Linked DNA regions of Homo sapiens: region 1 is linked to region 2. The links are chromatin loops, found by intact Hi-C in ENCODE. Cell type or tissue: OCI-LY7. All regions are shown on one strand.

Region 1 (8,000 bases), 230 kb after region 2:
GTGTTCATGCCGCCAACCACTGTCTCTCTCTTGATCTCTTCACTCAGACACTCTCCATGCTACCTTCCCTCAGGTATTTTGCTACTGTAATTTATTAATTCTTTCACATATATGTATTGAGCACCTTCTAGGTACCAGCTTCAAGTGGAGCAAGATATGAGCAAACTCTGAGATACTGTCAAGGAAACTAGCCAACAGTGTTGGAGGTGCTAGAAACCAACAGTTAAGGTACAGCCAGTGAAGTCAGAGCCCTGGAAAGCTTCCATATGGAAGAAGGAACAGTCATTTCCATGTGTCCTGAAAGGGTGGTGGTCTGTTGGATCCTTGAGTGCCTACTAAGTGCCAGGTACTTTAGTTATATTCTCTCAGCAAATCCCCATTTTTGCAGTTACCTCTGGGAATTTTTATCTCTGTCAAGATTACTCTCCTGGTTGATTTTGGTAAATCAGTCCTTAAATCAATCTTGAATATAAATAATCTGTGAGTAGGGCTATCAAAACTATCTCCTAATTCTGACTGGTCAGAATCGCTAGACAAAGTTTAAAATATGTAGCTTCCTACTTGTACCAGTAATCACCTAGTGTTTTTAATATCCATTCTATTTATCTGTGTATTTATTTTTCCAACTTAACTTTGAACATTTTAATAATGTCAAAGCCCATATGCACTATGCATAGCATAACTTACAAATTTAAACTCCAAATCTTGTACCTATGCATTTTACTTTAGTCCCTGTGTGCAGGTTACTGACTATTTGAAGAATAAGTCCAAGCTACTTCCATCCCAAAAAAAAATGTTCATCAAGAACCTAAAGAAACACTTCAAAATTTCAGCTCTAAGGTGTCTTTCCTTTTTGGTTTTTTATCAGTGAAATAAAACTATTAGTTACCTGGAAGATTCTTCTTGTTGCTCACTTCGTTGAGAGGGAATGATGGTTTCTGGTTTTGTTTGTCTGGGTGGTTGTTTCTGTTTTCGTGTAGCATAGTATTGAGTCTTTAAACACGTCCTGAGCAGAAATCCTTGCAGAATGTGACTTCCCCTCTGGCAATAAAACGGTACAAAAATTCAACCCAACATTTAAATAATTAGTAAGTTACCCTGTTGTTGTGTGTGATATAACATATCTTTCATGGAAATAACTGGAAAAATGAAACTATTGGTATGTCTTTCTGGCTGCTTTCACATACCTGAACTGATTTAATTCTCACAAAAATCCGGTGGGGTGTGTATCATCGCCATTCACTGGTTAAGAAAGGTAGACTCCAAGAATTAAGTTCCTTTCCAAACACAGCATGATTATTAAGTGGAGGGGGTCAGAATTTGAACCTACGTCAGCCTCAGACTGAATGAGCACTTCCTGTGAGCCAGGGACTGTGCTCAGTCCCTCTTAAGGGAGAGCTGTCTTCTGTGGAGCAGAAATACGGCTATATGGCTGCATTCACTGCTGCTTGTAGGCGCTGCAATCTCTTTTCGGTTTCAGCTTGCCTCTGTACTTTGCCAAGCAATCAATCAGGAAAATATTTTGAAGTAGTTTCTTTGTATAGCCTGAGAGAGAGAGTGAGATGGTACGTTATACTGGCTAAGAACATGAACTTTGAAGGACATAACTGGGTTCAAGTGCCATCTCTGTCACTGGAAGCCTTACTTACCTTCTCATCTCTAAAATGGAAGGGTGGTAGTATAATACTTTCTTCTAGAGCTGTTGTCAGGATTCTTGGTGTTTTTTGTTTGTTTGTTTGTTTCTTTGTTTGTTTGTTTTGGACAGGGTCTCTCTCTGTCACCCAGGCTAGAGCACAATGACATGATCAGAGCTAACTGCAGCCTTGACCTTCCGGGCTCAAGCAATCCTCTCACATCAGCCTCCCAGGTAGCTGGGACCACAGGCATGCATGACCATACCTGCTAATTTTAAAATTTTTTGCAGGGACAGGGGTCTCGCTATGTTGCCCAGGCTGGTCTTGAACTTCTGGGCTCAAGAGATCATCCCGCCTCAGTCTTCCAAAGTTCTGGGATTAAAGGCATGAGGCATTGCACCTGGCCTCAGGATTCTTTTTTGATGAATGCCAGCCAACAGCTGGCATTTCTAGAGGAAAACATGCTCTGCCGTTGTTCCTGTGGAGGAACCCTGCAAGATGTGAAATGCACTTCAACAACCAGGCTTTTCCAAAATAGAGAGCTCAGGGCTGCCCTGCCATCATGGACACCCCATCTCTCCTTTAGCTTGAGATGGACATTGACCCTTTGGCTGGGAATTGAATCATGTTGGTGATACTTAGCATGGAAAGCCGTAGCTACATTCAGTGTCTCACAACCTTAGTGGTGGAAGGAAGAATGGTTGCAGCAGCTTCATTACCTGGGGAAAAAGAACTTGGAATTCCAAGCACTTTAAGAAAGATGCTTTTACTTTGAGTGTTGGAGAAAATAGAGCAATTACCTATTGAAGACAAAGTGGATGAAAAAACACCTCTGTTCATGCTACCCTGATCATGTAATCTATTCATATTCATTCTGCCTTCCTGAAGGTGATTCAAGCCAGACTGGCTGTTCCTGCTGGCTGTGCCTTTCCTTCCCCAGGATACACAGGGCACATGGTGATCACCTGAGATTCCCAGCTAAACTCAGACATTTTCTACTCCAAGAGGAGATTCCTCAAAGGGCTATAGCACACAGGCAGCATCAGATAATGTGGAATGAGTGGAAGGAGGGAGGGAGGAGGAATCCATAAATCATCAAATTGTTGTTGAGCATCTTTGAGGGTCCTCAAGAATACACTAGACCCTGTGATGATTCCAGGGACAACCAGCCTGCACTTTCTGAGGAGTTCACTGCCTGCCTGGGGAGCAAGACTTGTATATGTTAAATTAGCAAAGAATTTATGCAAGACGTATGTGAAATCAGTGAAGAATTCTATTCTATCTAGACTAGAGCCAGGGAGATTTCCAACACCTGGCTCATGTATGCTTTTTAAAAAAAGATATTCAGTCTTACTGAAGATGAATAGATGGATGGATGGATGGTTTCTAACATCTATTGATTGCTTCCTATGTATCAGGCAGTGTTCTAGACATTTTTATGTTTATTACATATGTACTTATACAAATTATATGTTTATTAACTCAATTAACGTTCTTAGCAACACTATGAGGTACATACTGTCAATAGCCCCATTTAATAGATGAGGAAACTGAAGCACAGAGAGGTTAAGTTCCTTGCTAGAGGTTTCACAGATGGTGTACAGTACAGGCAGGCTTTGCACCCAGGCAGTCTGGCTCCATAGTTATATATGAAGGATAACGATGTGGTCTTTTCAAGAGCTGTTGGCATCTTGGTTCACACTGAAAGCTACCAGGCTTTGTTATCTGTTCCTCTGGCTTTGGCTTCCTGAGTCTTAAGCACCCTTCTCTTTTCTAGAACATAGACCAGCTTGAACCAACCCTCTGTGATTCCACCCCGCCTCTCCCCTGGCTGCACCAGGCCTCTCATTTGTAGTTTCTCTTACTGAGCACATTTCTAAACGAGGACGGTTGCTCCACTTTAAGGACATACAAATGGCTTGCCCTCACCTGTCAAGCATGATCCTTGTATTTTACCAGGCCCATTATGAACGCAATCTTTCTGTTGAAAATTTGCATACCTCCTTTCTTGAAAAGTAATGACAGCAATTTCTTTCCCTCCGCTCACTTTCTGAGTGTCTCATTTAACGGCACCTGTGAAACCGACAGGCACAGAGATGAGAAGTGAAAGAGAGCAGTTGATTAAATCATCATCAAGTCGGGCCTCAGAAAGTCAATTCTGCTTGCCGTCTGCAATGATATCCTTTTATCTTAAAGTAATGAGCTATGGCACTTTTGCATCGGGTAATGCGATAAGTTCTATTAGCATGTTCCATTTGCCTCACAAGCAAGGGCAAGTCATTTTAGCTAGCTCATATCACTGCAATCAAAGCAATTGGCTTCCCAGGCAGAGAAGAAAGGGAAAAGGCTCAGGGTGATTTCTATGGATCACAACACAGCGGAAAAAATAGACTCTTGTATTATTTTAACCCATAACATACTTTTCCTTTTTACTCATCAGCAAATTTGGGTTTTATTAGCTTACACAGGACTCCAAAAAGAACCCAGCATCAGTTGAAGCAAACCTGGGGGTGGGGGCTCAGACCCCACCCAAAGCACCAAGAAACTATATATGGGAAGGGAAAATCGCCCCATTACAGAGGGGTCACAAATAGAATTCTGCCAAAGCACACAGGCAAAGATGTCTTCCTGATAGTAACACTGTGGTCTCATAATAAACTCTTGCTTCACACCATCTTCAAAGTCATTTGTAATAGGTCCCCAGGCAAGTACGGATTAATGCTATTGATGACTTAGAATCAGTAAATCAATGACAGAGAAGCAAAGGATCTGTTCCTTAAGCTTAAAAGAGATCATTTACAAATCACCGGGCCCCAGACTGTCAGTTTTACCTTTGGACAAGATACTTATTTTTCTGAGTTTGGCAACCACTGAGGTTTGTGGACTCTGGGTTTTAAGTAAATTTCATCTTTGGGGTTTATGTATATTTATACTTGGCAAAATGTGACTTCCTTTCTTAGAGGAAAACAAGCTGAACTCCCCAAAGATTTGTGAAATATTCACTTCCAACCCCACTTCCAATAACTCAACAATACTTTAATGATCTGTGGAAATTTACAACATACAGATTGTTTTATGAAATACACTTGGATTTCAAAGTGACAAAAAGGAAAAAAAATATTAGAATTTAATTTATGAGCTTTAAAACTTCAAGTTTGGACAACCTGATTTCTGTCAATATATTTGCACTTCTAATGGGTGGTAGAATGAACCTAGCACATAGTAGTTACCTGAACATTGTTGGTTGAATGAGTGTGTTATTATCTGAGACACTGGAGGGGGAATAAGAAGTGTTCCCTTAGCCCCCTCAGATCACATTGGTTATTTGAGCTCTGGCCAGTTCAAACTGAGAACTTGCAAAAATGTCAGATTCTGAGAACTCCCCATTCAGAAATGCTAGGTTATCAGTACCGAATTCCAGAGGCTTCTGAGAGTTGATTCTCTTGTATCTCCTGAACAATTGAAGATTGGTGGACCTCATATTATTTTCAAATGGGCTCATTAGTGATTACCAAAAGCTTTATTCTTGTAAACTGTTGTTTGGAACATGAATATTTTAATTAGGCTTTCATTTTATCTGAGCTATTTTATTTGATCAGGCGTAGTTACTGTTAAGATAGAGGGGAAGAGTCGACGACATTATTTCACAGTCAGTAAGAATATGGTCTCAGTAAGAACATTTTCAGGTTTAAAAATTTAAAAATTTCTAGGGCCCCAGTAGCTTTAAATTTCACTTAGTCCAAAACCAATATGAGAGCAATGTAAACAGTGTGAAATTAGGGCTTTGTGGATTGATGAAAAACAGACAACATCAGAGCTGCCATATGTGGCACAAAATGGCGGCCCATTTTTACATGAGCAAAGGATTGGGCAGCTGGGCAGGGGATGGTGAACGTGTTTTTAGTCACCATGCTGCTATCTTACTTCTTTAAATAAGAAAATAAGTGTCATGTTTTCTGCAGGTGGCTTCTTCTGAAATTGCTTTTAGGTGAGGGATGTCTTTAAGGTCTTAGATAAACCGCCTGCCCCAAAGGAGAATCGATTTGTTTTGTCACTGGCAAAGTTAAATTATACTTGATGTTAGATATTGTAGTTTACAAGTTGGGGTTCTCCCTCATTTTCCTCTCATTTCCTTTAGGCAGAAACAAGAATAAAATAACTTTGTTCAGCAGTGGTATTCAGCCCTGACATCTTTGGTGGCAATGATAAATGGATTTGAGATACGAAATAACTGTTCCAGCAAGGTCCATTGAGCAGAATAGAGAGCAATGCCCTCCTCAATGTCATTGTATGTGATATATTCAATGATTGCCACTCTGTGCTTAAGAATGCATTCCATCACAAGGTACCTAGAATTCCATCTTGTTGCTACATTCTGAATGAAACAGAGAGATGTCACAGACCTTGACTGATTTCAATTTGGACCAGAGTCTTAAAACACAGATACCGAGATTCCCAAATGAAAATGAAAAATATTTGCTTTTGAATAAATATAATAAAGTCATAATCACATCTTTTTTCTGAGCCTTTTAATGGAAGATATTTTCTTCTGGGCCCCAACTCTAGGCTCTGCTAACGATTTTAACCTCCCTCAGTATGTTCACACATACATCTCTTTGCGTTAAGCAGTCATATTAGTGTTTCTTGTACTTTCTCTTTGGAATCACCTGCCTTTTAAATCATACTTTGCTTATGCTGCATGGAATCAACCACAGTTTGAACAATACTCAAGAAGAATGAGATTGACTTGTCAGTATAATTGAGCATCTATTGTGTCCCAAGGCCTAGAGATACAAAGATAAGCAAGGCACTGTCCTTACCTACATGGAGCTCATTCTCTGGTTGGAAAGACTGTTGTGGCAAACAACGGCAGTACAGTTTTGTAAGGGATGGAGATAGAAGCAATTAAGTCTTTCTGGAAAAGTATTGGAAGATTCAAAAAAGGAACTGTGTTTTGAAGGTGAATGTCAGGCTTTTAGGTAGAAACTTGGAGGAATAGAATTCCCAGTAGAGGGAATTGTTAAGTGCAGATGGCTGGTGGCATGACTGAGCGTGAGTGGGCGTGGTTGAAGCAAGGTATGTTAGGATAGTGCCACACAATGCGAGGATGCCAACCAGGGCCGGACCACAAGCTGTTTGCAACCAACCTGCTGTGAGATTAGTATGGGGAGTCAAGAGTAAGCATTGGGAAACTTTTAGAGTAACTCAGTAGCATAATTTTGTGTTTCATAAATCTAATAATTTTTTAAATGTATTATATATATTTGTTTTTCTTTTTCATTTTTCAAGAATTTGACTTTTTATTATATTTTACAAAAGTAATTGTCGTAACATATTAGAAATTAAAGAAAGCAAAACAAAAACAAATGGCTCTTCACCACAGAAAGCTTAAGAAGCATTGTGTTGAGAGAGTGGTTGGGATTTGGGAGTTGAGGGGGATTAGAAACAGAATGTGAAGGGTCTTCATAGGCCTTGTGAAGCATCTGCATCAAATAGAAATTTAGGAAATCCACTCTTGTCAATAAGGACTTGGATTAGAAAAGGAAGAGAGCATAGACCTTGGAAAGCAGTCATTATCCTCTTGTAATGACAAAATAAAACCCTGAACTAACGCAGTAGCCATGGCCACAGGGATGGAGAGTTAGAAAGCAGAATCAATAACGTGGGGTGAGAGAGGAAGATAAGTCCGCTCAAGGATGGGGTCAAGGATAAGGCTCTTCACTTACGCAGTTGAGTGATTGCTTGGTGATGCTATTACCAAGGGCAACGTGGGAGAGGGGCAGTTTCAGGTGAGCAAAGATGTTGAGTCCAGATTTAGATGGATACTTGAGTCTGAGTGTTCGCTGCACTTCAACAGGGGGCACATACCCAACGGAAGCTTAATAATACTTAACATTTATCATCTGTACATACTTGGTACCATGCACTAAGTTGTTTACATGTATTAACTCATTCTCCTCTTCTAGCCATATTTTACAGAGAAATATACTAAGGCCCAGAGAGTTTAAATAACTTTTCCAAAGTTACACAGCTGGCAAATGTGGGCATAGAGATTTTTGAGTTTCAGCATATACATGGTAGAAAGGACCAAGGGAATCTTTAAGGTCTCCCTTGAAAGTCACATAGAAACAATAGAACTCCAGATGCAACTCTGGGGAGACAGTGACATTAAAGAATATGCAGAAAAGGAAGGGCCTTGAAAAGACAGTCGCAGACAGCAATATTGGTGAATGGGTGCAAAGGGAAAAATTCTAAAGGATGTGCAATTGAAACAATCTAAATAACCAGCACTGGGGAATTTTTTAATTAGATTATGTTACAATCCACATAGCAGATTGCAGTGTCGCCTTTTTTTTTTTTTTTTTT
Region 2 (8,000 bases):
GTGTGTTACGTAAAGCTTGGTGCTAGATTAATGCCCAGGTGACCACTTGGAGGACAATCAGTGTAGCCCTGTGAAAGATACAAAGTATTGCCTGCCTAAGTCTCAGTTTCTTTGTCTGTAAAATGTGTGTTTAAGTGGAGCTGTGAGACAATGAGAATATATGTAAGGTGCCTGGCACTTAACAGTTGTTCAGTTTCTCTCTCTTGAGCATCCTCAAAGCTCCTTTTATTGATTTCTTTGATGCTGAAAGAAAGAGAATAAATTTTGACTGCACGATGAGCTTCATTTTTTGAAGGTGCTGATTCTCACCCCCATTTCCAGCTACATTGACTATCGTTAGCCACTTGTTACCCATCTAGTGAAGCCATCTTCTATAGTGCAGTGTGTGTTAGTAGGAAAGGCTTATTTGGCCTTGAAGGGCTCGTTTGGCCTTGATCCGGTACTGATTGTGGTTTGAGGTTGAGCATGTTAAGGATGAATAGTAGCTGGAATGGTCCATGATGTGTGCTTAGTATCCTTCAGAATGTTTACATAGTCATATTTAGATTGCTTCTGAGAACAAGAGAATACAGAACAAAATGTTATGTTCCAAATAAAGATCACAATAAGAAGAAATATTGCCCTTCTAGCTTGGCATCCTTTTTCTGCCATGATTTCCCTTTGCATTTTCTTCCCATACCTTAGCTTTAGCCAAGGATACAGCAGTAAGTGTTGCTTGGTATTTAATCAAATTAAAACCTGTGCTAGGTAATGCCTCATAGATTTTATTTTGCCAAGATAGATGTTTGAACGGAAAAAGAAATAGTGTATATTAAGGACTAAAGGGGGTACTCTTGTTTTCTTTCAAATATGATAATTAGTATAAAACTGTCTTTTTCCTGCCAGTTGGCTCATCTCATCTCCTAGCAGCTGTTTTAAATTCCTTAATTGTCTATTGCTTACTCAGCTATCATTTCACAAATTTCCTCACTGCCGCATTTTCGTTGAAGCAAATTCTGACAGTGGGGGATGCTCACCTCACAGGCTGGGTTGAGCTGAGTTCTAGTTATCCTCTTTGAGTAACAGGATTAACTATCATTAGACAGTGCATTCGGGTAAGGTGATGGTTCCCTAGGTCTCTTTGGAGTTGATTACTATAGAAATGGGCATCTGGTGGAGCCTCAGGTTGCCAATTGCATTACTCTTCATTTTACTGATGTTTCAATTCTGTTTAACCCAACGTAGACTTTTTTTTATGCTTATAAAGTAATAGGAGTTTCCTAGAGGATTTGCAGCGTACACTATTGTATAATCTCATTGCTTATAATTTTTTTTCAGAATGAAGGAAGTGGGTATTTTAACCATAGCATTTTCATTCCAGTATCATTAACCATTTAAATACACTTTGTTAAATCTATCACATTTTCTGTTAAAATAATGTAAAATTCTAGTAGAAATTTTAACAGTATCTTACTGTAAAAATACTGTAGGTAATAGACCCTGAGATAAGACAGTCTGCTGCTTTCAGAAGCATCAACACAGAGCATTCCTCAAGCATTTGATTTAAGTAAATATTATTGAAGCCTTACTAAATTCAATTTCAGATATTGTGCTCTTTGATAGCACAATGACAGCTTACATATGATGCTTTCAAATGTCATCCACTTATTTCTTTTTTTTTTTTTTTTTTTTTTTTTGAGACAGAGTCTCCTCTGTTGCCCAGGCTGGAGTGCAGTGGCGCAATCTCGGCTCACTGCAAGCTCTGCCTCCCGGGTTTACACCATTCTCCCACCTCAGCCTCCCTAGTAGCTGGGACTACAGGTGCTCGCCACCATGCCTGGCTAATTTTGTTTTTGTATTTTTAGTAGAGACGGGGTTTAACCATATTAGCCAGGATGGTCTCGGTCTCCTGACCTCATGATCCTCCCACCTTGGCCTCCCAAAGTGCTGGGATTATAGGCGTGAGCCACCACACCCAGCCCACTTATTTCTTAATGATGGGAAAACTGGTAATACAAGACCAAATTTTTGTTTATACATCAAATTATCAACTTTCATGTCTTATTTCATAGTCATGCATTGCAGGAATGTGCGTACTGCATAAAGTGACTTGCTTTATCAGGTTTGAAATTCATAATACAGTCAGAAGATGATTAACAGATTTGTTCAAATTTTTATGCTACGATATGTTCTTGTCCCCATGTGAATAAATGCAACAGATTGTTTGTAACCATTTTAATTGCTCTGATTTTACATGGACAATAGTTTTGTATAAGAAAAGACAAAAAAGGCCAGGCCCGGTGGCTCACAACTGTAATCCTAGCACTTTGGGAGGCCGAGGTGGGTGGATCACTTGGGGTTAGGAGTTTAAAACCAGCCTGGCTAACATGGTAAAATCCTGTCTCTACTAAAAATACAAAAAAAAAAATTAGCTAGGCGTGGTGGTGGGTGCCTATAATCCCAGCTATTCAGGAGGCTGAGGCAGGGGAGAAAGAAAAAAAAAAAGAAAAGAGAAAAGTAGTCACTTGGTTTAAATGCCTGGATTTTGAAACCTAACTCCTTGTTTTACCTCTGTAGTTTTAGGCAAATCACTTAACTTGATTGAATCTCAGTTACTCTCACTATAAAAATGGGACCAGTAATACCTTCTTCAATGTGATCTTGAGAAGATTCACTGGAATAATGGTGAAAGTACCCTATCACAGAATTTATAGTAGGTGCTAAAAATGTTGTGTACCTTCCTTTCCTTCCCTTAGAAAGACAGTCTCTTTTATTTATTGATTGTACTTTTGCCACCACAGGGGGAAAAAAATCCCTGTTTCTTATAAAACTTTCTAGGAAATTCATGAATTTAGTGTGGGCCCTCTAATTCTGACAAATACAATATTGATTTTGAGTTTGTTGCTTTAAATTTGCCAAATGAAACGAAAGTTTTACGGTTTTCCTTTTAAGTCACTTCTGATATGTGGAGCAAACAAGTCTGTATTTAATAGTAAGTAGTTTGCTAATTGCAAAGCACTACCAACTTAACACAACTTAAAATGAGAAGCTGAGAGGGGGCCAGAGCATGAAATAAGTAAGTAGGTTAAGAACTGCCACACAGTCCATCATGCTTGCAGAGAAGAATGTGAGACTGTCCGAGGCTACAGTGCTGGTCACCTTAGCCTGTGTAAACTCTCACTTTCTCAGTTATCAGTGGAAGACAGGGGTTAATCCTTATTAGTCTGAACACATCACATTGCAATGATCTGAAAGCTAAAGACATGGCATAAAGGAACTCTGAAGAAACCACCTCCACTGAGACTGCTGATGCTTCGAATGGAATTTGGGCAGATGGAATGCTCATTTAAGGAGCAAATGACATGGACGGGGGGAGTCAAAATGATAAAGGGAGCCTCCTTGCATTTGTTGTATCTTACTTCTGTGTGAGTTCTGGCAAAAAGCAAGCATGACTAGAACCCTAGAAAAACAACCATTAGGTAGATACTAGTTATAGTCAATCAGAGAAAGCCAGTATGTGCGAAGAGAGAAGAGAAGAAAACCACATGGTAAAAATGTAATCAACCAGTGGGATTCTTTTAGTTCATAATTGTAATCATAGATGGCATTCCACTACCTTTGTCTTCCATCTGGACCAAGTATGGCTGTGTCTAGAGGTTCTGTTGTACTATTTCTGTGGTCCTTGAACTCTGATGGCAACCTACCTTGACAAGGCCAAAAACCTACACAACTCTGAGCCTTTCTTGGTAGTGGCATTATCTAAACGTATGCATTTGTACCTTATCAGGCTTAATGAGGGAAAAGAAACGGCTTTTGAAGACACTAATGGGAAATTATTATAAGTCAATGAAGTAAAAATGCAAATAGATTTGTATCTTAAAACAGGAATACTGCTAGAAGCTAAAACTGAGTAAGATCTTGCTCTGTGCCAAGCACATGCTATTTTGCATTAAAAGAGACCCCTGCCTTCTACATAGTATCCTCATTTTACGGGTAGAAATCTTGAGGTTTAGAGACGTAAAGTAAAGTAACTCACCTAAAGTTACATAGCTCATGAGCAATGTGGCAGATGTTTAAGGACACCTCGTCTGATTTCAGCGCCTAAATGAAGAGCCTTTTACAAGGATGATGATTTTTGCAGCAACAAGACAAAGATGTCCAGCAATAGGAAAAAGATTGTAAAGAAATGTTAATCCCTGTAGAGGGCACTGTTCAGATTTAACTCATCCAACATAATTTTCTAACATGATAAAGCAGACCTGCGCCAGCTCCTGACTGTTTCAGATAGGTTTGCCTCTGGGGAAGAAAGTGCAGTGATTCGTGTAACCTACTGTCAGTGTTATTTAAATCTCAGACCTAATCTAGAATTTACTTTAATAATCTTTTATTATTTTCCTGTATATTCTTATGATTTCTCCCTTCTCAATGAATAATGAATTTAGCATAATGAATTCAGTTAGTTCTAGGCTTCTTCATATCTATATTTAATATTCAAAGCACTTTCTTCTCTTTTATTCCTGATTTACCAAAATCTGTGATTGTGCCATGAAAAGATGATAAAGGAGACCATCTCTTGGATCTGGAAAGTGCTGCGTGTTAGTTTATAACTGGGCAAATGTAAGCATAACGTTTGGCCAGGGTTGGGTGCGGTGGCTCACGCCTGTAATCCCAGCACTTTGGGAGGTCAAGATGGGTAGATCTCTTTAGGTCAGGCATTTGAGACCAGCCTGGCCAACATGGTGAAACCCTGTCTCTACTAAAAATACAAAAATTAGCTGGATGTGGTGACAGACACCTGTAATTCCAGCTACTCAGGAGGCTGAGGCAAGAGAATCACTTGAACCTGGGAGGCAGAGGTGGCAGTGAACCGAGAGTGGCACTGCACTCTAACCTGGGCGACAGAGCGAGACCCTGTCTCAAAAATAAATAAATAAATAAAAAATAAAAAAAGTTTGACCAGAGGACTACCTCCATTGTCTTTCTTTTCTACAATCCAGTTTAGATACTTTCTGGACTAACCATAACTTACATGCTTGTCCAGGAGTATTGGCCAGAGTTAGAGTGGTCACATTAATTCTAGGCAAGGGTGAAGATGAAGGAGTAGAGCCATGTTTCCTTGAAGGACAGTGATGATGCTTTTTAGAGCTTATTACGTGTTTGCTATCTCTCCCATCCCAAGCAGTCAGGGGTTTTAACTTTGAAGATAATAATAACTGTCTTCAGTGGGTGAATTTACATCTGTTTTGACCCAAAAGATAATTTAGGATGACTTATGGAATCTGAAGCTAAATGTCAAATGTAATTAAATGTTACTGTTGTGTCTTGCCTTAAGAAGAGAGCTGGTGAGTTCTAGCAGGGTTTGGGAACTATTTGGATTAACTGCTTTGATTCTTTCCCACATTATATAAGAGGTGTTATCTCAGACAGCACAGAAATTGTCCCTGGGGGACAGGGAGGCATCACATTTCAGAAGTACCTATAATATTTCTTCAGCATGTCTTTGGGCCTGGCTTTCTCAATATTTCTACCTTTTCTTGAAATCTCCACTTGGATATGGCTCTGGAAGATGGCAGAAACGCCATCTTAAAATATACATAATATTTTTAAGAAATCAGTTTTGAAAAACAAGAAGTCTCTTTTCCTGACGGTCCTTCCTCAATATGCTTAAATTATTGAATAGGAAAGCTTCAGTAAGACACAACTATTAACATAAGTGCTAAGGATTAAGAAAAAGATCTGTCACAAATTATGTCTGTCTGTAGGAAGGTAAAGTTGTGCCTTTGATATGACACCTACCCCTGGAAATCATATTCTTTTCCAAGATATAAACCCAAATCAGAATAGGGAGTGAGCTGTTAATATGAATACTGAATCTGGACAGGCACGGTGGCTCACGCCTGTAATCCCAGCACTTTGGGAGGCTGAGGTGGGCATATCCCTTGAGGTCAGGAGTTCAAGACCAGCCTGGCCAACATGGTGAAACCCTGTCTCTACTAAAAATACAAAAGAAAATTAGTCGGGCACTGTGCTGTGTATCAGTAGTCCCGGCTACTTGGGAAGCTGAGGCACAAAAATCGCTTGAACTTGGGAGGCAGAGGTTGCAGTGACCCGAGATTGTGCCGCTGCACTCCAGCCTGCACGACACAGTGAAATTCTGTCTCAAAGAACAAAACAAAACCAAAAGAATTCTAAATCTGCTCTGAATAGTAGAAGACAATGGGAGACATTTATCTTTGGTAGCAACATATTCCAAAGACTTAAGAGTTTAAAGAAATCATCATTTTCCTATCGCTTCCTTCCTTTCTCTCTCAATCCTAAAATACTCTCTGGGCAATCAATTTCGGAATTCTTTCAAGGAAAGGAAACCTTGATTCGTCTGCCTGTTAACTACTACAAAATGTGTAGATTCCTGCTCTTCCATGTTACTACTCAGAGTAATAACGAAACACCTATTATTGTCATTATCTGGAGAAAAGAAGCTCCTATACTGGATTAAATGATGTTGCTGTGCCCATAAGAAAGGCAGGTATTGGGCAGTAATGAAGGTATGGCAGCAGGAATTTATACTTTGTCTCTTTCATCAGAGTAGCTCCCCCCTCCCCTTTTTATCCTGTAGGAGGAAATTGTGGAGTGAGAGAAGAGGTCTGATCTGTTTGGGGAAAAAGTATCACAGCCTATTAGTTAGAAGCAATGAAATTGAGACAGCTTTGGGACTCCATTAAGTGTGTGGTGTTTAGGCAGACTGTGTCCCTGGGTAAAGTGTGCTGTTGAAGAGGATAGTACACAATGAAATAATTGGGCTTGGGAAATCAACTGGGCTTCAGCAGCCTCATATCTCCTTGTGGGGAATGGGTGAGGGAGCTACAGCTTTCCCTCCCTTCTTTTAGCATAAAAGCTATACCGAATAAAATAGAAGGGAATTTCTTGCTGAGTAGATGGACTGTGAATATATTTTGAATAACACAAACAATGGAGATAATTAAATTTTGTCTGGCACAGGAAGGATTCAGAGCATGTCACTTGGAACCCCCTCATGCCATGTTCTTCTCTAGGCGTCTGGATATATGGTTGCAGCAACTGAATAAAAATAACTCAGATTTGATCAGTAATGGCAGCATCTATAGGGACATGTTTTAATGCACTGATGTGTATGAAATTAGGTTCTTAAATAAAACATTATTCCTGGATATTTTCATTTCAAAGGATAAGCTGAAATTCACGAACAGTGTGAACTAGACTGACTTTTCCCACTGAGATTTACTGATAGGCAAACTTTTGTGCACATTGTGGACACTGGTTGAGGGTAGGCTCACTAGTTTTGGTACTATTAATGGTCAGTTGCCTGTAGAACTTGTGAAGTAAGAAAAGGTATATCTATAGCAAGTTCAAGGTTCAGATAATTGTTGTTCTCTCTTAAGAAAAAGGTTTTGAGCGGTTGTCTTCTTTACACTTAGTGTATGTAATGATAGTTTGGCTAAATATGAAGAAGAAAGAGAAATAGCATTACTACTGTTTATTAATAACTTTTCTTTGTGCCACACATTTAGCTATTCAGGCACTTTGTGTTTGTGTGTATACATATACATTCTCTTATATACATTTGCGACATGTGGTAAAAGGCCCTACTTTTTGGAGTCAGAAATTGTGCTCATTTCTGTATCTGCCACCTTGTAGCTGTTGGCTCTTGAACAACAACTAAGCCTCTACTTTGAACATCAATTTTCTCAGTAAAATGAGGGAACTAGACTAAATAGTTGCCAAAATTCTTAGTCCACACACACACACACACACACACACCCATTTTGTACTTCTAAAGACACTGGAAAGAAGTTTACGGATGGAGGAGGAGCCAAGATGGCCGAATAGGAACAGCTCCGGTCTACAGCTCCCAGCGTGAGCGACGCAGAAGACGGGTGATTTCTGCATTTCCATCTGAGGTACCGGGTTCATCTCACTAGGGAGTGCCAGACAGTGGGCGCAGGCCAGTGTGTGTGCGCACCGTGCGCGAGCCGAAGCAGGGC

The links. Peaks named below come from ENCODE experiments on the same cell type or tissue, not always from the same donor. Only the 100,000 strongest peaks of a DNase experiment are listed, where the experiment ranks them.
Region 1: it touches region 2 in a loop (2.3-fold over the local background); 2 of 110 quality-filtered maps call a loop at or near these places.

The regions. Positions count from the first base shown.
Region 1 is chr7:70,422,847-70,430,846 of GRCh38, forward strand. All of the region lies in intron 4 of AUTS2 (activator of transcription and developmental regulator AUTS2), which reads left to right. Among named protein-coding and RNA genes, the nearest start is that of GALNT17, 710 kb to the right of the region's middle. In OCI-LY7, no CTCF peak of the experiment used is centred here; a DNase peak (open chromatin) is centred at 3,615; H3K4me3 peaks cover 1,365 bases; H3K27ac peaks cover 2,760 bases.
Region 2 is chr7:70,189,511-70,197,510 of GRCh38, forward strand. All of the region lies in intron 4 of AUTS2 (activator of transcription and developmental regulator AUTS2), which reads left to right. Among named protein-coding and RNA genes, the nearest start is that of AUTS2, 600 kb to the left of the region's middle. In OCI-LY7, CTCF peaks have their summits at 4,175 (motif pointing right) and 4,384; a DNase peak (open chromatin) is centred at 4,221.